2 separate regions of the Homo sapiens genome follow, and region 1 is linked to region 2. Evidence: read pairs that join two places in POLR2A ChIA-PET (ENCODE). Cell type or tissue: Panc1. All regions are shown on one strand. Each heading gives the region's core, and the rest is flanking DNA. Links, peaks and the distances in the headings are about the cores only. Region 1 overlaps USP39 (ubiquitin specific peptidase 39). Region 2 overlaps TCF7L1 (transcription factor 7 like 1).

Evidence for each region. Peaks named below come from ENCODE experiments on the same cell type or tissue, not always from the same donor. Only the 100,000 strongest peaks of a DNase experiment are listed, where the experiment ranks them.
Region 1: POLR2A ChIA-PET joins it to region 2 with 7 read pairs; 1 of 35 experiments calls an interaction of 5 or more read pairs at or near these places.

What each region holds. Positions count from the first base shown.
Region 1 is chr2:85,636,375-85,639,283 of GRCh38, forward strand. It overlaps USP39 (ubiquitin specific peptidase 39), which reads left to right. Exons shown (of 13, transcript NM_006590.4): 8 at 995-1,062; 9 at 2,829-2,909. Among named protein-coding and RNA genes, the nearest start is that of USP39, 22 kb to the left of the region's middle. In Panc1, for the core only: CTCF peaks have their summits at 1,293 (motif pointing right) and 1,541; a DNase peak (open chromatin) is centred at 1,287.
Region 2 is chr2:85,257,747-85,260,655 of GRCh38, forward strand. The region is part of intron 3 of TCF7L1 (transcription factor 7 like 1); the gene reads left to right. Among named protein-coding and RNA genes, the nearest start is that of TGOLN2, 69 kb to the right of the region's middle. RefSeq lists a silencer at 1,360-1,654 and enhancers at 1,364-2,086, 2,087-2,808. In Panc1, for the core only: no CTCF peak of the experiment used is centred there; no DNase peak of the experiment used is centred there; H3K4me3 peaks cover 529 bases; H3K27ac peaks cover 2,500 bases.

The sequences.
Region 1 (2,909 bases), core at 167-2,666, 380 kb after region 2:
ACTTCCCATTCTTTTGTTAACTGTTTATCTGGGGTAGGCTAGTATCTATGTTATAGATAAACTACATGTTCTTTCTGAATAGGCCCCTCTCCATAGTTTTTGCTAGAATATGGTTATAGTCCCAATGATATTTTATTATATATATATTTTGAGACAGAGTCTTGCTCTGTCACCTAGGCTATGCAGTGGCACGGTCTCAGCTCACTGTAGCCTCCATCTCCCAGGTTCAAGCAGTTCTTCTCCCTCAGTCTCCCAAGGGTAGCTGGGATTACAGGCACCCACTACCACGCCCAGCTGATTTTTGTATTTTTAGTAGAGATGGGATTTCTCCATGTTGGCCAGGCTGGTCTCAAACTCCTGACCTCAGGTGATCTGCCCAAAGTGCTAGGATTATAGATGTGATGGTGTCTTGATGTGGGATTGTGGCCTGTTGCTTTTCCCACTGGATGGCCCTGCCCTCTCTACCAGGTGTCTTCAGCCTGTGTTAACCCTCTGAGCTCTCTAACTTGCGTCTTGGCAGGGTTCTAGAACTTGGTTGTGCTTTCTCTCTTGTTGCTTTGATCCTGTTCTGGCCCATCTCTTAGTCTGTCATTGTCCTCTTGTCTTCATTACAGTTTGGACATTGTCTCCCTTTGAAAGTAGCTTATGGTTATGGGAAGTTCCTTGGCTGTACCTTGTTTTGCTTGTGAATTTTTTTGTAATTCATGTATCACCATTCCTTCATTTTGAACACATTTACCTTTTCTTTTATGGACCAGGCCCTGTGATGGAGGATAAAAAGTTGTCTTAAGAGAAATAAAGTAATTATTTACACAAATAATTATAAAGGTACCCTGGTGGTATATAGTACAAAAGGAAACTTCTGTGTTTAGTGAGAGCTCTGTGTCTTTTGCTGGAAGATGCTGGTTTATTTCAGAAATTTAGAAGCTGGAAATATACTTCAGACATGTTTTCCATCCTCACGGAATTTGTCTCTTGCTTCCTGTTTGTGCAGCTATTGTGACTGATGTTTTCCAGGGGTCCATGAGGATCTTCACTAAAAAGCTTCCCCATCCTGATCTGGTGAGTTAATTGAGCCTGGGTCTTGGACTGATTCATATTGCTTGAGGGGACGTAGGGGAGATGAAGAGATGCTCAGAGAACTGACAAGCCTGCTTGCCCTGTGAAGAGGTTCAACAAAGCACCTGCCTAGTGGCAGCTCTGCCTGGTCCCTGTCATACTAGTGCACTTTTTCAGTTTGGGAGTTAGTGGTTGGATGTACTGTGCTGGTTTAAGTGTTCTGGCCACTAGGTGGTGCTGCTGTGTTTTTTCAGAAAGCTCAGCTAAGCTTTCTTTTTGTTTTTCTTAGTCTCCCTCTGTCGCCAAGGCTGGAGTTGCAGTGGCGCCATCTCAGCTCACTGCAACCTCTACCTCCTGGGTTCAAGCGATTCTCCTGCCTTAGCCTCCTGAGTGGCTGTGATTACAGGCGCTTGCCACCACGCCCAGCTAATTTTGTATTTTTAGTTGTGACGGGGCTTCACCATGTTGGTCCAGGCTGGTCTCGAACTCCTGACCTCAGGTGATCTACCTGCCTCGGCCTCCCAAAGTGCTGGGATTACAGGCGTGAGTCACCGTGCCTGGCCCTCAGCTAAGCTTCCTAGATGGTCTTAGAGCTTTTCTTTTTTGAGATGGAGTTTTGCTCTTGTTGACCAGTCTGGAGTGCAATGGCATGATCTCAGCTCACTGCAACCTCCACCTCCCAGGTTCAAACCATTCTCCTGCCTCAGCCTCCGAAGTAGCTGGGATTACAGGCATGCGCCACTATGCCTGGCTAATTTTTCTATTTTTAGTAGAGAAGAGGTTTTACCATGTTGGTCAGGATGGTCTCAAACTCCTGACCTTAGGTGATCCACCTCCCTTGGCCTCCCAAAGTGCTGGGATTACAGACATGAGCCACCGTGCTCGGCCCACTTTCTTTTTTTAATGGATTTTTTTTCCTTTTTGAGACAAGATCTCTGTCACTCAGGCTGAGTGTGGTGGCGTGATTATGGTTCACTGCAACCTCAACCTCCCTTGCTGAAGTGATCCTCCCACCTCAACCTCCCCAGAAACTGGGACCATAGATACACACCACCACACCGGGCTAATTTTTATTTTTATTTTTGTTTAATTTAATTAATTAATTAATTTATTTATTTTATTGAGACGGAGTTTCACTCTTGTTGCCCAGGCTGGAGTGCAATGGCACTATCTCGGCTCACCGCAACCTCCGCCTCCCGAGTTCAGGTGATTCTCCTGCCTCAGCCTCCCGAGTAGCTAGGATTACAGGCGCCACCACCACGCCCGGCTTATTTTGTATTTTTAGTAGAGACGGGGTTTCTCCGTGTTGGTCACGTTGGTCTTGGACTCCTGACCTCAGGTGATCTACCTGCCTCGGCCTCCCAAAGTGCTGGGATTACAGGTGTGAGCCATCATGCCCGGCCAATTTTTTTTTTTTTTTGTAGAGATGGAGTCTCACTGTGTTGCCCAGGCTGGTCTGGAAGTCCTGGACTCAAGCAGTCCTCTCACCTTTGTTCCCAAAGTGTTGAGATTACAGCCGTGAGCCATCACACTTGGCCTCAGGGCTTTTTAGATAGTCTGGTATATAAGCAAAATATCTTTAAAGAAGGAAACCTGTTGGTTCTTAAGTTAATCTAACCAGGTGGTGCATGCCAAACTGCCCAATCTCTCGGGCACTTCTCTTTGTTCTTTCAGATGAAGGAAATGTCGGCGTGGTAAAACATCGGTTCTGTGTTGGTTCCTATACCCGTCACACTCCTTTCCTCTCTTTTCTTCTCATTCATTTCTAGCCAGCAGAAGAAAAAGAGCAGTTGCTCCATAATGACGAGTACCAGGAGACAATGGTGGAGTCCACTTTTATGTACCTGACG
Region 2 (2,909 bases), core at 284-2,783:
AACTCTGTGGGACACACTGCTGCCCACGTGGGGACTGCCCCGGAATCAGGACCCTGGATTTCTCCTCTGCTACCTGCCCCCTCCCGCCACGTAGTGAGGGTTCCACATTATGAATGTCATGGTTCCTTCCGGCTCTTGATTTTCCATGATTCGGGATCAGGAAATGATTTTCCTCTGAGTATTTTTAGGCCATGAGACTCAGTATAACAGTCAAATCCTGGCTCCACAACCCCTAGCTGTGTGGCCTTGGATAAATTAAAATCTCTCTAATCTTAGTTTCCTCATATGTGAAATGGGAATAACAACAATACTAAACTCAGTAGGGCTGATGAGGATTAAGTGGAAACCAGACTAATGTTGTATTCATTATCTGGGATAAAGGTTAGCCTGTATCATCATAATCAAAACCACACGACACAGTGTGCCTCACAGTCCAGTGAGCCAAATCCTTGCCTGTGCACACTGTACCCTTAGACCTGAGCAGGGGGGGCCTGCATTGGACCCTACTTTGGAGGGCCCTGCTCTGACCACCCTGACCACTTCCTTCCTGACCAGGCCAGGAATCCACGGAGCTGAGGATCCAAAGAATGGGATCCTGAGGCTTGAGAGCCTGCCTGACTCTTCCCTGGACGTGCACCAAGCCACTGGTGTGCACACCTATAGGTTGAGATAGGGGGCTCGCGTTTGCCTGGGGCTGAGCTTTGATGGGGGTGCTGAGATGTCTGGGATGTTTCCATGTGTGGTCCCAAGACCTCATAGGACAAGATGGAACTGGGAATGGTGGGGGTGCCAGATCAGGCTCTCTTACCACCACCGCATTCTGGTACAGAACCCAGGAGTCTGGGAATTCTAAATTCGAGCCTGGCCTTTTCGTAGCATTCATATTTGTCAAGGGAGGAGGAGAGAATGTATTTAACAGTTTGTCAGCTTGAGTTATAACTTTTACATGTGTAAGCGTATGGGCTTGCATCTATGTTCTTGTCCCAAACCCTGCAGATATTGGGGTTGGGGGGGCTGTCTGCATGCCCTTCCTTCCCCAGTGGGTGACCATCACTGACCCCTGAGACTTAAGACAAATTGTAGCCATGCCCGCCTCCGAAGGCGTCTTTAGGAAAACAGTGTCGTAGGTCCTTTCAGTTCAAAACCCTTGCTTATTTATTAACATGAATACGTTGGTTCTAGAATAGAGCCTTGCCCTGTGGAAATTGCCATCTGTACTCTTCGAGGTCTACCTCAGATCCCACCTCTTGGCCTAACTCTGTAATACCCCCACACTCGGTGACACCCCCACTCTATGACATTTACCATTTGGGACAGAAGCCCTGTCCTCCCTACCTATAGCTGAGGCCACCTCCCAAGACACATTGTCATTCTGTCCCCCACAGCACCACACACAGTGGCTGCGCATGGTGGATGCACAGTGAGTATTTGTGGAATGAGCGGCCGAGCCGCTGCAGACTGATGAGTGTTCTGGGGCCTGTGTTTGTTTTCTAAAACTGCTCTGTCAGTAAGCGCCCCGCCAATCCCCGTGTAAACATATTCAGATCCTAAAGAAGATCAGGCAGCCACCCTTTAAAAAGCCCGATAAACCCAACCTTCATTTGTATTATCTTTGGGCAGGGTTTGCTTGGGAATTCGTATCTGTAGGAAATCTTAGTGCTCGCTGCTGGGAGGCAAATTGTTCGCATTCATTTGTTCTTTCAGTGGTTTGGCCCTATAAAGCAGAGGGCTGGCCTGAGGGAAAATTGTGAAAGAATCTGAGTTTGTCTTTGGGGTAGAAATTAAACAGCTTCTCTAGGCCTTGCCCTCAAACTTCAGCCCTGTTTACTATTGAAGATTGTGTGTCTCAAGGGGTAAAGAGAGCCGTGGGATAATGGAGACTGAAAAAATGTTGCGATTTAGCCATTTTGTTTTCTTTTTTCCTTGGAGAATAATCTTTTGGGAAAAACTTGGATAGAGACCCTTTGAGCCATACAATTTTTTAAAGTTGAATTCAAGCCTCTAGTCATGGCTTGATTCATTTTTTTCTGAACAATGAACAAAGAAATGCTGGTAGAGAGCCTTGAAATGCGGGGATGTTGAATGAGGAAAGGAAAAAGGAGGGCCGTGAGTGTTCCTGAGCACTGGCTGGACCCTGCAGAAGCTTCCGATCATTCTGGAGGTCTCCAGAACTTGGTGGCTGGGACACCAGATACTGTGCATATGTGAGGGGAGGGCCTCTGAGAACTCCCAAGAGGCCCCCAGCAGCCTCCCCCACAACTGACCTTTCACAGTTGGCACTAAACTGCAGGCTTATCTCCTTTCTCCATTTCCAGGACTGCAAATTGCAGCACCTGGAACTAAGACATCCCTGGAGGGCAGGCCTTCCAAACTCGCCCCCATTGATTAAGGCAAACACTGCTTCATCCACAATGTTACAGTAACATCAGCAAGAAGAAATGATGATCATAGCTGATAGCTGTCAAGTGCTTACAGCGAACCAGATGCTTCTGGGTGCCCTTCTCTATTTAATCTTGGTATGGCAGTGTACGTTGGCAGGGGACTGGAATTTAAGCAAAAGAAGAAATACTGATGTTTCCAATTCATCATTTAAAGAGACCTTGTACGTGGCCGGACGCAGTGGCTCATGTCTGTAATCCCAACATTTTGGGAGGTTGAGGCGGGCAGATTGCTTGAGCCCAGGAGTTCGAGACCAGCCTGGGCAACATAGTGAGACCTCGTCTCTACAATACAGGAAAAAAAAAATTAGCAGGGCATGGTGGTGCGTGCATGTAGTCCCAGCTACCCGGTGGGGACTGAGGTAGGAGGATTACTTGAGCCCTGGGAGGTCAAGGCTGCAGTGAGCCAAGATCGTGCCACTGCACTCCAACCCCGGTGACAGAGTGAGACCCTATCTCAAAAAAAAAAAA